2 separate regions of the Homo sapiens genome follow, and region 1 is linked to region 2. A link is an interaction called in ENCODE POLR2A ChIA-PET data of the cell type or tissue named here. Cell type or tissue: PC-9. All regions are shown on one strand.

What was found. ChIA-PET counts read pairs that join two places held together with the same protein. Peaks named below come from ENCODE experiments on the same cell type or tissue, not always from the same donor. Only the 100,000 strongest peaks of a DNase experiment are listed, where the experiment ranks them.
Region 1: POLR2A ChIA-PET joins it to region 2 with 5 read pairs; 7 of 35 experiments call an interaction of 5 or more read pairs at or near these places.

The regions. Positions count from the first base shown.
Region 1 is chr22:38,170,026-38,175,025 of GRCh38, reverse strand. The region is part of intron 1 of PLA2G6 (phospholipase A2 group VI); the gene reads left to right. Among named protein-coding and RNA genes, the nearest start is that of PLA2G6, 9.3 kb to the left of the region's middle. RefSeq lists a cis regulatory region at 844 and an enhancer at 772-916. In PC-9, no CTCF peak of the experiment used is centred here; a DNase peak (open chromatin) is centred at 2,016.
Region 2 is chr22:38,275,563-38,280,562 of GRCh38, reverse strand. No RefSeq gene overlaps it. Among named protein-coding and RNA genes, the nearest start is that of TMEM184B, 5.1 kb to the right of the region's middle. In PC-9, no CTCF peak of the experiment used is centred here; a DNase peak (open chromatin) is centred at 3,112; H3K27ac peaks cover 1,568 bases.

The DNA.
Region 1 (5,000 bases), 110 kb after region 2:
GGGAATTCGTAGCTGAGGAGGAACCAGATTTTTGGGACTGAGTTCTCCCTCACCACCCGCTCTGAGCCACCCTCTTGGTCCCTTGTCCTCTACTGCACTTCTTCCGGGGCTTGGCTCCTCGTCATGAGAGGAGCTTCCCTGGGCATGGCGAGGGGCGTGACTGACATAGCAGCCCTGGACAAGTGGCTCCAGGTGACCTGTGTTCACGTTGATCACAGCACTAACCACGGCCCCTCCTCTCAGCACCTTCCCCTCTCGAGCCGTCCAGTCCCAGTGAAAATGCTCACCGTTCATGGGTGGGCTGAGCAAGCCCCTGATCTCTGCCTTCCTCCGTGTTCTGATCTGCTTCATCTGCTGTGAAGGCCTCTCGCCATTTCCCCCGCTGGCAAACTCCTGTTCTTCCTGGAAAGTTCAGCTAAAAAGTCATCCCCTTTAGGGGTCCTTCCCTCAGGGGACCGTGCACTTGGCGAGACAGGGACTGGTCTTGGGTCTCTCTGTTGACTGTTTTATGAACCCAGGTAGTCACTTCCAGGGAACTCATCAGAGATGCTACCATTGGCTCCAATCTCCCTCTGTTCCCACTCGAGGTTTTTTGTTTCTTCGTTTGTTTTTCTTTCTTTCTTTTTTTTTGAGACAGAGTCTCGCTCTCGCCCAGGCTGGAGTGCAGTGACATGATCTCGGCTCACTGCAAGCTCCGCCTCCCGGGTTCACGCCATTCTCCTGCCTCAGCCTCCCGAATAGCTGGGACTACAGGCACCCGCCACCACGCCCAGCTAATTTTTTTTGTATTTTTAGTAGAGACGGGGTTTCACCATGTTAGCCAGGATGGTCTCAATCTCCTGATTTCGTGATCCGCCCGCCTTAACCTCCCAAAGTGCTGGGATTACAGGCGTGAGCCACTGCGCCCAGCCCGTTTGTTTTTGTTTTTTGGTGGACATCAACTTTAATTTGCCCTTTGTTTTGTTTTGTTTTTGAGGCAGGGTCTTGCTCTGTCTCCCAGGCTGGAGTGCAGTAGTGCAATCTTGGCTCACTGCAGTCTCGACCTCAAGAGGATCAAGCAATCCTCTTGCCTTAGCCTCCCGAGTAGCTGGGACCACAGGCGCACACCACCATGCCCAGCTAATTTTATTTTATATTTTGTAGAGACAGGGTTTTGCCATGTTCCCCAGGCTGGTCTCAAATTCCTGGGCTCAAGCAATCCGTCTGCCTCAGCCTCCCAAAATGCTGGAATTACAGGCACGAGCCACTGTGCCCGGCCTTAATTTGCCCTTTGAACATGTACAATTCAGGGCCTCTCTGGGCCTCAGTTTCTTGATCTCTGAGATGGGAAGATGGGATAATAATACTTGTTCCTCCCGTCCTTCAGCTCCTCCAGGGGACCCTCACACCAGCACACTCTCTGTCAGTCTTCCCTCAATGAACCCAGCAGGCAAGCTTGGTTTTGACAGAGGATGGGTGAGCAGAGATAAGGAAAACGGCCAGAAATATCTGGCTTCCCTCAGCAGGGGCACCAAAATTGGTACCTGGAAATTGCCTGGCTTGGACAGGCAGAATTGTCACTGTCAACCCCCACCACCAAAGGTCTTGGGTCTTTGTCTTTCTGCTTGTGGTGTTTGAGAGAGCTGCTTGACACAGCCGAGGTGCGGTCTGTGTCAGGTGACCTGGGCATCCTGGGGGTGCAGGGAGAAGCCCAGGTAAGGAGGAGGAGGGGCCGGTCATCAGTGGGGAAAAGTGATTGTCTACCCCACGGGAAGGTCAAGGGTAGGACGCTGTGAGAAGCCAGGGGGAGAGATGAAGTGAGGCATGATGCGGGGGGCCCTCATCCACCATCCCCCTCTTGCAGCTGTGCTGGGAAGAGCCTAGGCTCCAGGGTCCAAGGTGGCAGGGACAGAAGGAAGCACGTGTGAGCACTTTCTCCCTGCTGGCCCGCCTTCCTGGTTGGCAATGCCGTGAGTGTTCCAGGATGTGGCCCCGTGGCTGTCATTTCCTTTCTTCCACCTAGTGATAACAATGGCCACTGTTTGTGTGCCCACAGTCGGCCTGTGTCCCAGACACCTTCCCTCCATTGCGTCATCTCGTCCTCCTGCCTACCCTGAAGGCTGGATGCCAGCCAAGCCTGTCGTTTCTGTGGCCATGCTGTCGTGGGTGTGTGGGGGGCATCCCCTAGCCCCAGGCTCTGGTGGGGGGTACACAGGCTGGGCCATTGACGAAGGGGTGTGTGGAATCTTTCTTTGATTTCACTGCACCCCTGGTGACTTTCTCCCTCAATCTGAGGCTCATGGGTGCTGGATGCTCTTGACTCTCTGCCCTTCCTGGGCGCACCCCTCCGCGTCCCTGTGGGCCCGTCCTCGGGGTAGCCTCTCTGCGCTCTTCCAGGCCAGGCCTGAGTCCCACAGGTCCCCATCTTCCCGGCTGCAGCCCCCAGAGGCTCAGCCTATACTGCTACTTCCTTTGAAAACTATAATCGCTTTACATAGCATCTGGAAAATAGGGAAAAGGAAAAAACAAAAGCCCATAAACCCAGCACCCTCATCTACTCAATGGCATGTTTTCTGTCAGTCTATCTTGGTTTGTTTTCTATCAGGCTTTGTTTTTTCTATGCATAATATTTACTCAGTTAAATTTTTGTTTTGACAAACTTTCTGTGAGCCAAGCTTGTGGACGGAGATGAAAAGACGAGCAGCTGCCTTTGAGAAACTCAGACTCTGGGCCAGCCCATCTGGGTGCCAGCTTTCACTGCTCCACCCACTAGCTGGGTGACCCTGGGCCCGTGACTTTACCCCTCTGTTCTTTGGTGTTCTCATATGTAAAATGAGGATAATAATAGTAACCAGTTCATAGAGTGGTTGTCAGACAGAATGATTAATGTACGTAAAGCTTTCAGGATGGTGCCAGCAAGATGCACAGGAGTGTTTGGTAGGAGGATGACGAAGCTTACCGTCTGGCAGGAGGGGCAGTTGTAACATGCTGGGCTGTGATAGTACAGATGTGTTTAAAGTGAGGGAGAGCCCAGAGCAAGGAGAGAGAACCTGGCATCTGGTGATGGTGTATCAAGAACATTTTAGGCCAGACACGGTGACTCACACCTGTAATCCCAGCACTTTGAGAGGCTGAGGCAGGCAGATCGCTTGAACCCGGGCGTTCGAGACCAGCCTGAGCAACGTGGTAAGACCCTGTCTTTATAATTTTTTTTTTTTTTTTTCTGAGACGGAGTCTTCACTCTGTCACCTAGGCTGGAGTGCGGTGGTGCTATCTTGGCTCACTGCAACCTCCACCTCCCGGGCTCAAGTGATTCTCCTGCCTCAGTCTCCCAAGTAGCTGGGATTATAGGTGCCCACCACCATGCCCAGCTAATTTTTTTATATTTTTAGTAGAGACGGAGTTTCACCATGTTGGTCAGGCTGGTCTCAAATTCCTGACCTCAAGTGATCTGCCCTCCTCAGCCTCCCAGAGTGCTGGGATTACGGGCATGAGCCACCATGCCTGGCCTCTATAAAAATTGTTTGGAAGAAATTACCTAGGCCTGGTGATACACACCTGTAGTCCTAGCTACTCAGGAGGCTGAGGTGGAAGGAGGTAGAGGCTGCAGTGAGCCATGATTGAGCCACTGTACTCCAGCCTGGGCAACAGAGCCAGACCCTGTTTCAAAACAACAACAACAAAAACATTTTTAAGGAGGAGGCTGAGAACCACGAGAACCAAGCTTGGATTTGAAGAAGGATCAGGGCTTTCTCAGACAGAAAAGGAGAGGAAGAACATTCCAGATAGACATCATTGAGAGATGGCACTGAGCCTTGTAATGGGACACTGCGAACTTTTCTTCAGTTGTTATGATCTTTTTTTTTTTTTTTTTGAGACGGAGTTTCGCTCTTGTTGCCCAGGCTGGAGTGCAATGGCGCCATCTCAGCTCACCGCAACCTCCGCCTCCCAGGTTCAAGCGATTCTTCTGCCTCAGCCTCCCAAGTAGCTGGGATTACAGGCATGCGCCACCATGCCTGGCTAATTTTTTGTATTTTTAGTAGAGACGGGGTTTCTCCATGTTGGTCAGGCTGGTCTCAAACTCCTGACCTCAGGTGATCCGCCCGAGTCGGCCTCCCAAAGTGCTGGGATTACAGGCGTGAACCACCGTGCCTTGTTGGTATAATTATTAGTATTGATCTTTTTTCCTTTTCATGTGCCTCTTAGTGGGCCCCTTGCTTTTGTCTTCCTTCTGTCCCCAGGGTTGATCCTGTGCTCAGCACATAGGCCAGGGAAGAATGTGGCTGTGACCCAGTGTCCACTCAGATGTCCTCTCTCCCCCAGGGCACCCATACTCTGTCCTTAGTGTCTTTTGTCTGGTGACATCTTGGCACAGAGGCAGAGGGCGGCCTCCGTCTGATTGGCGCCTGGCTTTGGTGACAGTACCTTAGGAAGGCAGTGTATTTTCTGGGAACCTAGGAAATAACAAGGTATCTAATTCCATCATCAACACTGGGGACAATTTCCATGGCAGAAACTATGACTCTGAATATGCAGCGTAAAGTTACCACCCAGACACTGCTGCTCCTGAGTCTCGAATGGCATCTTCTGCAGGGGCTCCCCCACCTGCCCCTGCAGAAGGTGCAGTTCGTTCATTTCCAAGGAGCTTGCTTTTGTGTGCTGTCTCTCGGAGCTCTTTGGGAAACCTGTGGTAGCAGGAAACAAAGGATTTAGACCAATGCCGATGATCCCCTTGCTCCGATAGAGTGTGACATGATGCTGGTCACCTTTTGGTATCTAGGAGGGGGGACATTGATTTTGTTTGCGGAAGTGAAATGATCCATGCTGGCCTCTTTTTTTTTTTTTTTTTTTGAGACAGAGTCACCCTATCGCCCAGGCTGGAGTGCAGTGGCGCGATCTCAGCTCACTGCAACCTCTGCCTCCCGGGTTCAAGTGATTCTCCTGCCTCAGCTTCCCGGGCAGCTGGGACTACAGGCGCCTGCCACCACATCTGGCTAATTTTTGTATTTTTAGTAGAGGCA
Region 2 (5,000 bases):
ACTGGCCTACTGGCCAGACACAGTGGCTCATGCCTCTAATCTTAGCACTTTGAGAGGCCAAAGCAGGAGGTTCACTTGAGGCCAGGAGTTTGAAACCAGCCTAGACAACATAGCGAGACCCTGTCTCTACAAAAAAAAAAAAAAAGAAAAAAAATTAGCTGGGCCTGGTGGTATGTACCTGTAGTCTCAGCTACTTAGGAGGCCAAGGCAGGAGGATTGTTTGCGCCCACGAGTTCAAGGTTTCAGTAAGCCATGATCATGCCACTGAACTCCAGCCTGGGCGACAGAGAGAGAGACAGAGAGAGACCCCGTTTCAAAAAAAACAAAAAACAACAACAAAAACAGAACTGACCTATTGGGCCTGTTTACATTTTTACTTGTAAACAGCAATTTCAGATTTCGGCTGGGAGCGGTGGCTCAAAGCTGTAATCCCAGCACTTTGAGAGGCCGAGGTGGGCAGATCACGAAGTAAGGAGTTTGAGACCAACCTGGCCAACATGGTGAAACCCCATCTCTACTAAAAATACAAAGATTAGCCTGGTGTGGTGGCTCGTACCTGTAATCCCAGCTACTCATGAGGCTGAGGCAGGAGAATCAGTTGAGGAAGGGAGGCAGAGGTTGCAGTGACCTGAGATCATGCCATTGCACTCCAGCCTGGGCAACAGAGTGAGAGTCCATCTCAAAAAAAATTAAATAAACAGCCATTTCAAAAAAGACCTTCTTACTCTGCTTATTATTGTAGATATTAGAGGAAACACTTATTGAGTGCTTAGGATGTGCTAGGCCCTGTGCTACCAGCCTTACTTATGTTATTTTGTTTGATCCCCACAGCAGCTCTGACAGGATGGTCCTGTTCATACCCCCATTTTACAGATGAAGACATTGGAGGGCCGGGTGCGGTAGCTCACGCCTGTAATCCTAGCACTTTGGGAGGCCAAGGCGGGCGGATCACGAGGTCAGGAGTTCGAGACCATCCTGGCCAACATGGTGAAACCCGTCTCTACTAAAAATACAAAAATTAACCGGGAGTGGTGGTGGGCGCCTGTAATCCCAGCTACTTGGGAGGCTGAGGTAGGAGAATCGCTTGAAACCAAAAGGCGGAGGTTGCAGTGAGCTAAGATCGTGCCACTGCACTCCAGCCTGGGCGAAAAGACTGAAACTCTGTCTCAAAAAAAAAAAAAAGAAAGAAAAGAAAAGAAATTGGGGCTTACTGAGGCTTACAAGACTTGCCCAGAATCCCACAGCCTGTCAGTGGTGGAGGCAGTTGACGACTGCACAGGCTAATGGCCTCCAAAGAGCCACCCAAAGAGCTGATGGCTCTGTCCTAGGTCCCTCCATCTCTGCTCTGGGTGAGGTCACATCTCAGCCCTGTCCCTGATCATCCTTCTGGATGACCCTTGGAGAGCCACTTAAAATCCCAGAGAGGCAGAACATCTGAGTTTTTTTCCCCAGCACTCTTTCCCAGTTTTTCTGGTCATGGCACCCCATTTTTCTTTAGGTACTCATGCCTCCTTTTCAGTACATTTGGTTCTGAAGGGGCTGACTCCACCCACTGGCTCCAGGGTGGGCCTGTGATCCAGGCCTGGCCAATTGATGCCCTGCATTTCCTGGCTACAATGATTGGCTCAGAGATGGGACCGTGACTCAGGCTGGGCCAATCAGAGGTGACTGTGGGACATATCTTGGAATTCTTGGCAAAGAGGTGCTCTCTCTGCCACTGGGGGGGGGGGAAGGCCACATGGGAATGGGGCCAAAACACACACACACACACACACACACACACACACACACACACACACACACACACAGAGCAAGAGACGAAGAGAAATAGCATCCCAATGACACTATGTGAGGCCTCAAATCCAGCTCTGCTTTGAACTCCTTAAGTGAACCCATATATTCCCCTTTTTTAGTTCGTTATTTTATTTTATTTTACTTTTTATTTATTTATTTATTTTTTGAGACGGAGTCTCGCTCTGTCTCCCAGGCTGGAGTGCAGTGGCGCGATCTCAGCTCACTGCAAGCTCCGCCTCCCGGGTTTACGCCATTCTCCTGCCTCAGCCTCCCGAGTAGCTGGGACTACAGGCGCCTGCCACCACGCCCGGCTATTTTTTTTTTTTTTTTTTGTATTTTTAGTAGAGACGGGGTTTCACCGTGTTAGCCAGGACGGTCTCGATCTCCTGACCTCGTGATCCGCCCGCCTCAGCCTCCCAAAGTGCTGGGATTACAAGCGTGAGCCACCGTGCCTGGCATGGTTCCTTCTTGATCCCCACCTCCCTCTCTATCCTCCAAATTCTGTATTAATTAGTTTCTCCCTAACAGAAAATTGGAAATAACCTGAAAGTCATTGAAGAATGGTTAAGTAAATTATATAGATCCATGCCACGAATGGCATATTGTATAGATATTAATGTAGTCTCTTGACACATTCCTAATCATTTCCATATTGAGTGAAAAAGGCAGTTATAAACTTATATGATAGCCTTTCTGAACGCTGTAAAAAAATGCTTAGAAGAAAGATTGGCTTTGGCTGGGTGTGGTGGCTCATGCCTGTAATCCCAACACTTTGGGAGGCCGAGGCGGGTAGATCACTTGAGGTCAGGAATTCGAGACCAGCCTGACCAACATGGTGAAACCCTGTCTCTACTAAAAATACAAAAATTAGCTGGGTGTTGTGGTGCGTGCCTGTAGTCCCAGCTACTCGGGAGGCTGAGGCAGGAGAATTGCTTGAATCCGGGAGGTGGAGGTGGAGGTTGCAGTGAGCAGAGATCGTGCCACTGCACTCCAGCCTGGCGACAGAGTAAGACTCCGTTTCAAATAAATAAATAAATAAATATAGGCCAGGAGCGGTGGCTCACGCCTGTAATCCCAACACTTTGGGAGGCTGAGGCGGGCAGATCACGAGGTCAGAGATCGAGACCACGGTGAAACCCCGTGTCTACTAAAAATACAAAAAATTAGGCGGGCACGGTGACCGGCGCCTGTAGTCTCAGCTACTCCAGAGGCTGAGGCAGGAGAATGGCATGAACCCGGGAGGTGGAGCTCTCAGTAAGCCGAGATCACGCCACTGCACTCCAGCCTGGGCGACAGAGCGAGACTCTGTCTCAAAAAAAAAAAGAAGGAACCAAAAGGTGATATCTGATTTGGTCCTTGAAGGGAGAATAGGAGTAGCTGTTTGCTGAGTTGAGTTCAAAGGGGTGGAGCTGGTCATTGAGAAAAGCATTCTTTCTTCATTAGCCTGTGGGCAGGGGGAAAGGTGAGGCTGGGGGCCTGGGAAACCATTATAATTGTCCAGAAGTTAAGTCAGACTGAACCAGGGCAGTGGAGGGGAAAGCGGACACATTTAGGTGGAATCTTTGAGCCTTGTTAGAAAGAATAGGCCAGGCATGCTGATCACATCTGTAATCCCAACACTTTGGAAGGCAGAGGCAGGAAGATTGCTTGAGGCCAGGAGTTCAAGACCCAGTCTCTATAAAACCATTAAACATTGAAAATTAGGCCAGGTGCAGTGGCTCACGCCTGTAATCCTAGCACTTTGGGAGGCCAAGGTGGGCGGATTGCCGGAGCTCAGGAGTTTGAGAACACCCTGGGCAACATGGTGAAACTCTGTCTCCATTAAAAAAATACAAAAAAAAATTAGCTGGTCGTAGTGGCGCGTGCCTATAATCCCATCTACTCGGGCGGCTGAGGCAGGAGAATCGCTTGAACCTGGGAGGTTGCAGGGAGTCGAGATCGCGCCACTGCACTCCAGCCTGGGCAACAGAGCAAGACTCTGTCAATAAATAAATAAATAAATAGAAAATTAGCTGAGCGTGATGGTATGCCCATGTAGTCCTAGCTACTTGGGAGGCAGAGGTGGAGGATTGCTTGAGCCCAGGAGTTTGAGGCTGCAATGAACTATGATCAAACCATTGCACCCCAGCCTGGGTGAGAGAGCAAAACCCAAGAAAGAAAGGATGGGTAGTTGCATGGAGGAGGGGTGAGAGGGAAGATAGCAAGGTAGGTGTTTATCTTCATTTTGGAAAACCTGAGTAAAGGTCTTGAGAGGGCTTTTTTCCTCCCACAGGGAGCACCAACTAGGGCCCCCAATACCACCTGCTGACCTGCCATATCACTCAGACCAGGTGACTTTCTGTCTTTGAGCCCCTTCCGGGCAACCAAGCCTAAAAATACCCACCACCTGCCTCTGTCCCCTGCCAGCCCGGGGCCTCTGTAAGTTGAGACCCAAGAGTGCCCCTAAGCAGAAACCAAGACCCTGAACTGAAAGCCCTGGAGGGGAAGTGTAAGTCAGGTTGTGTCTGGTCTGTAAGTGTCTTGTACTACACATTGCAGATATGGTGGGTAATTGGGACAAAGACTTCCTCCTGAAGGGGTTAGTGTGTAGGGAGGGAGAGCTGGGAAGTCATAAACAAGTTACAATGCAATTGATAAGCCTTACTCTTGTTAGGACAGACCCAGGCATGTCCTACCTGGGGCTGGGGAGGAATCGTTCTATAGGATTTTGCTATTACCAGATCTCTGGTCATGTTATACCTACTTTTGCGGGGGCATGTTCTCTATGCCAGACCCTGTACTAAGTACTGGGATTACATCAGAAAACAAAAAGGATACTTGGGAGGCACAGGCAAGAGTATCGCTTGAACCTGGGAGGTTGAGGCTGCAGTGAGCCAAAATTGCACCACTGCATTCCAGCTTGGGTGACAGAGTGAGACTCCATCTCAAACAACAACAACAACAAAAAAGCCAAAAAGGATGAAAATCTTTCTCTTCAGAATTTATTGGCCAGGCACACAGTGGCTCACACCCGTAATCTCAGCACTTTGAGTGGTCTAGACGGGCAATTGCTTTGAGCCCAGGAGTTTGAGGCCAGCCCTGGCAACATAGCGAAACCCCATCTCTACAAAAAAAAAAAAAAAAAAAAAAAAATACAAAAATTAGCCTGGTATGGTGGCACATGCCTATAATCCCAGCTAACCAGGAGGCTGAGGTGGGAGGATCAC